Regions from separate parts of the Mus musculus genome. Here all the other regions are linked to region 1. Evidence: chromatin loops called from intact Hi-C (ENCODE). Cell type or tissue: left cerebral cortex. All regions are shown on one strand.

What was found. Peaks named below come from ENCODE experiments on the same cell type or tissue, not always from the same donor. Only the 100,000 strongest peaks of a DNase experiment are listed, where the experiment ranks them.
Region 2: a loop joins it to region 1, with 2.5 times the contacts of the local background. A loop is called at or near these places in 9 of 42 quality-filtered maps.
Region 3: a loop joins it to region 1, with 2.8 times the contacts of the local background. A loop is called at or near these places in 10 of 42 quality-filtered maps.

Annotation. Positions count from the first base shown.
Region 1 is chr8:78,647,579-78,650,078 of GRCm38, reverse strand. The region is part of intron 5 of Slc10a7 (solute carrier family 10 (sodium/bile acid cotransporter family), member 7); the gene reads right to left. Among named protein-coding and RNA genes, the nearest start is that of Gm39203, 26 kb to the left of the region's middle. In left cerebral cortex, a CTCF peak has its summit at 985 (motif pointing right); a DNase peak (open chromatin) is centred at 982.
Region 2 is chr8:78,442,612-78,445,111 of GRCm38, reverse strand. No RefSeq gene overlaps it. Among named protein-coding and RNA genes, the nearest start is that of Pou4f2, 7.2 kb to the right of the region's middle. In left cerebral cortex, no CTCF peak of the experiment used is centred here; a DNase peak (open chromatin) is centred at 1,027.
Region 3 is chr8:78,433,482-78,435,981 of GRCm38, reverse strand. Pou4f2 (POU domain, class 4, transcription factor 2) reads left to right here. Exons shown (of 2, transcript NM_138944.3): 2 at 304-2,500. The coding sequence ends at 1,245. Among named protein-coding and RNA genes, the nearest start is that of Pou4f2, 1.9 kb to the left of the region's middle. In left cerebral cortex, no CTCF peak of the experiment used is centred here; DNase peaks (open chromatin) are centred at 1,046 and 1,462.

The sequences.
Region 1 (2,500 bases):
ATCCGGACTGCCCGGAACTTTGCCTGTCCTTTCTCAATTGCGTTTCTTAGTGCTCTTCTCCCCAAAGAGTATTCTTCTATTCGACTTATGTTTTATACACAGAAGTCACTTCACTCCTCTCTGAGTCCTCTCAATTCTAATATAAAAAGTGAACATATGGTTTTCCCTGAAATTGGTAGGCTCTGTGGTATACACTGTTGGTTAGTGAACTTCAGAAGCAGCCTGGGAATATGGCCTTTAACTGCTTACAGAGGGACAAACAATAAAAGGGGGAAGGCATTTACCCTGGACAGAGCCCACAGTAACTCCATCAGTCTACACACAATGCAACACTCGTCGACAGTTTCCTGATGTGAGCTGGAATAATAACCATTTCTTTTTTTTTTTAATTTGAATTATCAAGGGTGTAAGTCTCTTTTTTTCCATTTTTATTAGGTATTTAGCATATTTACATTTCCAATGCTATACCAAAAGTCCCCCATACCCACCCACCCCCACTCCCCTACCCACCCACTCCCCCTTTTTGGCCCTGGCGTTCCCCTGTACTGGGGCATATAAAGTTTGCAAGTCCAATGGGCCTCTCTTTCCAGTGATGGTCGACTAGGCCATCTTTTGATACATATGCAGCTAGAGTCAAGAGCTCCGGGGTACTGGTTAGTTCATAATGTTGTTCCACCTATAGGGTTGCAGATCCCTTTAGCTCCTTGGGTACTTTCTCTAGCTCCTCCATTGGGAGCCCTGTGATCCATCCATTAGCTGACTGTGAGCATCCACTTCTGTGTTTGCTAGGCCCCATAATAACCATTTCTTAAGTCAGGAAATCTACATAACAGATTTTTTTATACAACCAAGATCCTCGTATCATTGCGTTTATAATCTTGCTTAATCCACATATTTGCTTTCGTGACTCATTCTATAAAAATTTGAGCAGTGGACTTTTTAAATTTATAAAACAATGCAAAGGAAACCCATGGCACTAGGTGGCACTGTGGGACCTTCCAGGGCAAAGCAATACCAGAAAGTTCTGTGCTAGACAAATTGTTACCGTTGGTTCTGTGCATATAAGTGCACATCAAATATTTTGTGCATCGTCCAATGCCACGCTCATAAAAGCAGCACAATACTGAAACAAGTTCAAAAGAACTCTTTCGGGAAGACACACTCTCATTTCTAATCCCTCGTCCTAATTCCTATGTCCTTAAAAGTTTTTTTTTCACATATTGAATGCATTTTTGAAGCATGTTTCTTCATCAACCCTTTTAAATTTTACTTTAAAGATACTTTTCATTTAAGACTAAAACATCTACATTTAGGACTAAAGCAAGTCACTAATTATCTATTTTTCCCAAAGAATTTCTCCTAGAAAGCTTCTTCCATCAGGGTTCACACTGAAGTCCTGCACTGTGCCCTCTGCTCCCCCAGATGTGACGGCTCCCCCAGATGTGACTACTTGCTGCTGAGTTGCTCGTTTGAATGCAGCTGCCAGCTCATCAAGGTAAAAGTAGGAATAAGGCGGCAGGTAAGGAGATAAAGATATGGACAATATATACACTCGAACTCAGATAAACACAGGCTATCTGCTGTGGACTACCCACTGATCCAACTCGGCCCTCCTGTCCCTAACCGTTTACCTACAAGTGACAAATCTCAAGATAACTCAGGTCAAATAAAGGTATAATAGCAACTTGTCATCTGTCCACAATGTTCTATCACATATGCAGGCCCCTCCTTAAAGAACAAATGCTACTAGTGACGTGGGAGGTAACAGAGTTCACAAACCTCAAAACTAAAGCACTTAGTATTGAATGTACAGAGACATATGATAGTGTAAGGCTTTTTTGTCTTTTGGTTTTTGGTTTTTGGTTTTTTTGATAGTGTAAGTTTTTAAAGGGTAAAATTTATCCACATTAACAATGAGGATGAAGCTTAGTATTACAGGCACAAGTATGATATTTTTAACAAACGTAACAAAAGTCATGTCTAGGAATGCTGTCTTTCAAGTCTGTCGGGGAAAGCCGCCAAGTTCATCTGTAAGCCATGCATCACACAGAACAGCTTCCTTGCAACCTACGAAAATAACAAAGTCCTGTCATTCCTGAACTTCTGGAGACCACAGAGAGGACAATCCTCACATTAGCTACAGGCAGGGCTTGAAAGATAAACACTGAGGCTGTGTGTCACAGAAAGCCAGTGACCAGGAGCAGGTCACAGAGGGAATCAGTTAGCTTGAATGGGGGATTAGCCTTACCTCAGCACCAAAGGTAAATAGATGGTGTTTCGGGTATTTCCAATGGTGTAGTGTCTATACACAGGTGTTTCTGCGGGCACTAAGAACCATCTAGAATCTTTAGCTCATTTACTGTCTGCGGTCCCTGTTCTCTCACCTACTTCTGCAACCCGCCTTCTCCCTCAGAGTAGAGGTTTGGCTTAAACAGTGACCTTGGTTTGAAGGCCAGAGGGATTGGGCAGGACCTTCAAGATAGCAGCAGAGTAGCCATCT
Region 2 (2,500 bases), 200 kb after region 1:
ACTGCTTGTGTGGTTTAGATTAGATATATAAATGGTAGCCAAGAAGATCAGTAGTGTAGCAGGGTAGAAATACATCAAATGAGTGTAACCTTGACTTTGACATAGAAAGGACTTTAGTGGGCCCAAGGCATCACAAATTATATCATATTAGCACTTTGAGGATGAGCATCTGCCATGCTTTTACGTGCTGCATGCTTGTCAGGGTGCTAAGGTAAATCCACACTTTAGATTCCTATCACGCAAATCAATCCAGATACCAACCTACAGCTTCTCTTGGCCGCCATGCAGCTAAACCCACCTTGAGAATCTGCACATGAACATCTGTGACAGAGAGAAAGGAAGAGGGAAACATTAACATTTTGGGGGCATACAAATATAATTTGTTTGTTCTATACACTTACATGGATGAGATTTACAGGGAAATCATGAGCCATACATAACATATCGAAAGAAAAGAGTGGCCTGGCAAGATGATTCAGCCAGCAAAGGTGCTTGTCACCAAGCCTGAGGAGCAGAGTTCACTTCCTAAGACCCACATGATAGGAGAGAATCAACAGCTGAAAGTTGTCTGCCAACCTTCTCACACACACACAAAGGCAGGTGCATATGTGTCTGCACACACACAATAACTAATGTATAAAAATGCAAAAATATTAAAAAGGAAAAGGTAAATGTTTAAAGGTGAGCTTGTCATTGCAGAAACAAGGTCCAGCACATGAAGAGTGGGAGGGAGGGAGGGAGGGAGGGAGGGAGGGAGAGAGAGAGAGAGAGAGAGAGAGAGAGAGAGAGAGAGAGAATGCCTATAAGGAATTGAACATGTTTTATTCACTCACTCCATATTTATATAGCTGAGAAGTATTTATAATCTTTGCAGCCATCCCATTAGCATTTCTTCTTAGGTGTTTTCTGTTTCCTACAAAATGTATGCTGTTTTGTTTCTAAGCCATCTGGGGATGGGGAAGGAAGGAAGGAGACTTCACATCCTCTACATGCATGAGATTTGACGTGGGCTGTAGTCCTCCACTTCCTGGTGGCTTCCCAGCAGATGTCGCAGTCATGACTTTATTCAAGTCCTGTTGGATGTCTGCAAATCTCTCCTTTTGTAAGTTTTCCCTTTATCTCTGGGAAGAGGCAGTGAAGTTTGCTTTCTGCCAGGTGGCTTTGATTCCTCCCAGTGCCTGGAACATCAACAGAGCTCCGGGGGCAGTCCCATGCGTCTCTCTAGAAAAATAAAAAAGAATACACAGCGGAAAAAAAAAATCAGAATCACCGTGTCTTGTTGCCAACACCTTTGCGAAAGGTCTGGTGCATGATTAAACGTTTACAACCTGATTTAGTGAAGAATACCACTCTAAAGACTTGGCAGATGGAAAAAAGAAGACCATGCTGGGACTAACACAAGTGTGATACAGGGAATGCATACACGGGGGAGAATGCATGGTGAGGCACTTACAGATTCTGTACATAAAAGGTCAGGACAGGCACAGGGAAGAAACCACTGCTTTTAAAGGGCCCTGGTTTTTGTGAGATCCTTGAACGAGGGGTGAGGTGGCCTTCCAACCAAAGTCTGTTACACAGCCGTGCAATCTTCCAGACACCTGTAGGTATGTGCCCTGTGACACAGGACTGTGCTGCTCAGTTGATGCTGCTCAAAAGAAGTCTGTTGCACAAATGTGAGCACTCAGTGCATAGACTGATGCAAGAGGAAGGTCTGAGAGTATTAAAGAGGATGTAGGTAGCATTGAGGGCACGAGGAGAACTGAGTCCTTTGACAAGCAGCCTTAAGCTGACTTCTCATTGGCAGGCTGCTCACATCTCTCAGCCGTTAAGAGGACTGCGTTTCCTTTGTCTAAAGCGTTGAGTGGTTATGAATAGTAAGGATAGGCCATCTGTAATTATTTTTTAATTATTAATGGTTTTGTTAGATCCTTTCCCTTTTACATTACATTTCTGTTAATGTAAGTTAAAGCATATGTACTTCAGGTCCCAAGCTGCTCCCCAGTGTGGCTTTCATTGTTTCATAACATTACTTCAGCTGTCTGGGAGGTGTCTCTGGAAGAGCCTGCCTCCATCCAGCCACCCTGGCCATGCTAACAGATTCAGGTACTGTCTGCCAATACACATCCACTGGCCACAGCATTAGTCATGATCAAATTGTTAAATTCCCAATGGTGTCCAGTGTCAGAGGCATGGCATGCACAAAAGCTTTAGGCTCTTAGCCACAGTCTCAAAGGTGAACGCAGGGACATCTATTTTTATTTGGAGCCCTGGGTGAAAGGTCTTTTAACATTTTACATGTGCAAAGATTTTTCACTTAACTAGAAGCTAAGTGAGGAGAAAAGGGTAAGTTTGAAAAAAATTAGAGGGAGAAAACTGGCACATAAGTTTAGTGGTCTGACTAAAGGCCGGCTGAGTAATTTAATCAGAATAAATACTTAGTATTTGGAAATTAGGAAAATAATGACACTCAGAAATGTATGGGGGAAAGCTTTCCTTTGAG
Region 3 (2,500 bases), 210 kb after region 1:
TCAACGGGTCTTGCCTTTCATATTAATTTTTATGACCTGGGATGCTGCCTGTGCGCGTGTTGTGTTGTGTTGTGTTGTGTTGTCTGTGGCTCACTTTTCCTCCCCCTGCACATTGGCTTCTCGCGCAGGCTTCCCCTCTCTTCTCGCTGCCGAGTTTCAGGATCACTGTCATTATTATTATTTTAACGTTCTGGGAATGCTGTAGGCACGGTGGCGGTGGCGAGCCCTGGGCCGGGGGCTTCCGGAGAGAGCGCTCACAATTCCCTGCTGAGCGTAATGTGTGCCTTCTACTTACAATTGCAGAGCAATATATTCGGCGGGCTGGATGAGAGTCTGCTGGCCCGTGCCGAGGCTCTGGCCGCCGTGGACATCGTCTCCCAGAGTAAGAGCCACCACCACCATCCGCCCCACCACAGCCCCTTCAAGCCGGACGCCACTTACCACACCATGAACACCATCCCGTGCACGTCGGCAGCCTCCTCTTCTTCTGTGCCCATCTCGCACCCGTCCGCTCTGGCTGGCACCCATCACCACCACCACCACCACCATCACCACCATCACCAGCCGCACCAGGCGCTGGAGGGCGAGCTGCTTGAGCACCTAAGCCCCGGGCTGGCCCTGGGAGCTATGGCGGGCCCCGACGGCACGGTGGTGTCCACTCCGGCTCACGCACCACACATGGCCACCATGAACCCCATGCACCAAGCAGCCCTGAGCATGGCCCACGCACATGGGCTGCCCTCGCACATGGGCTGCATGAGCGACGTGGATGCAGACCCGCGGGACCTGGAGGCGTTCGCCGAGCGTTTCAAGCAGCGACGCATCAAGCTGGGAGTGACCCAGGCAGATGTGGGCTCGGCGCTGGCCAACCTCAAGATCCCGGGCGTGGGCTCGCTCAGCCAGAGCACCATCTGCAGGTTTGAGTCTCTCACGCTGTCACACAACAACATGATCGCGCTCAAGCCCATCCTGCAGGCGTGGCTGGAGGAAGCTGAGAAATCCCACCGCGAGAAGCTCACTAAGCCGGAGCTCTTCAATGGCGCGGAGAAGAAGCGCAAGCGCACGTCCATCGCGGCGCCGGAGAAGCGCTCTCTGGAAGCCTACTTCGCCATCCAGCCAAGGCCCTCCTCGGAGAAGATCGCGGCCATCGCCGAAAAGCTGGATCTCAAGAAAAATGTGGTGCGCGTCTGGTTCTGCAACCAGAGGCAGAAACAGAAGAGAATGAAATACTCTGCCGGCATTTAGGGACCCTTCTCCAGGGATGGCCCTTTCCCTTCGCCCTCTTTTTTTCTAACCCCCTTCTTGTCTCTTCTGCCTCTTTCCTTTCTACTTTGGCTATCAGAAAACAATTCCGGTAAATGTGAACCCAGACCAAGCCAGGAGCAAAGAAGCAAGCAGCTGAGCCCAAATCAGAGAGATTGTGAACCGGTTTCGCAGTGAAGAAAAACCAAAACCACAAACAACACAACACGAAAAGGAATTTGTCAAGTTGTAGCAGAGCTGTCCCCTTTAACTGCACCTGGGCTGCTCGGCTTCATCAGAGAAAGCGAGGAGCTGACTGTCAACAGGAAGGTAGAGGGACAAGCTTTTGAAAACCCTGCAAGAATGAGCAAGTAAGATTTGTTTTTGTTCTTACAGACGTCACCTTGTTCATGTTTAAAAGTACACTTTGCAGCTATTTTTCAGAAATAGAAATTGATTCAGGACTGAAACTCGAAGCTAGAGTTGATGCTTAATGTGATATGATAGAGACATCTCTAAAGTATTTTGAATTAAAAAAAGATGGCAGATTTTCTGCATTTACACTGTATATTATATATATATTTTTACTGTGGTTCTTATCGCTTTCTTCCTTCTCTGAAGTGTTAACACTTATGGAAGGAGTTGCGCCTGCTGTGTTCACTGATCTTGACAGCTATTATTAGATTATTGCCGTACAACCCTCTGTAAATTATTAATTTATCTCTCTGGCAACTTAATTTTGTGCACATCCTAATTAATTAAACTTCTTTAGTCTGAAAAATAAAACCGGCGGATACGTATAGCTAGTGATGCTCAAAACATTTTTCTTTTTTTCTTTTTGGTCCTGGATTTTTACAGCTTCCCACTTAGACTGTGTTCGCTTTGGCCTAGTTGTATATTCTCACTTTGAATGAAGATTGTTTCTTCCCTTTGTTTTTGACTGGTAGTGATCTAATTTGTGAGCTGACACTTTATAATTGATGTCTTAACCGTGTAGACCAGATTCACTGTCCGAAGTCTTGTTTACTTCCTTACATATTTAATGGGGATTCCCATATTGTCCCCGCGGCACACGTGCTCTCTCACTCACCTTACATGCCTACACACAAACACACATACACATCTCTAACAGAAGAGAAGAAGCAGCTGGAGGTACCAACGATGAGCAGTGTATACTTTCCCAGCCTTAGGTGCAGTCTCCACTTGGTGCTTACTCTGCTGGATTCTAAGATTTCACCAAGGTATTTCCATCTCCCAG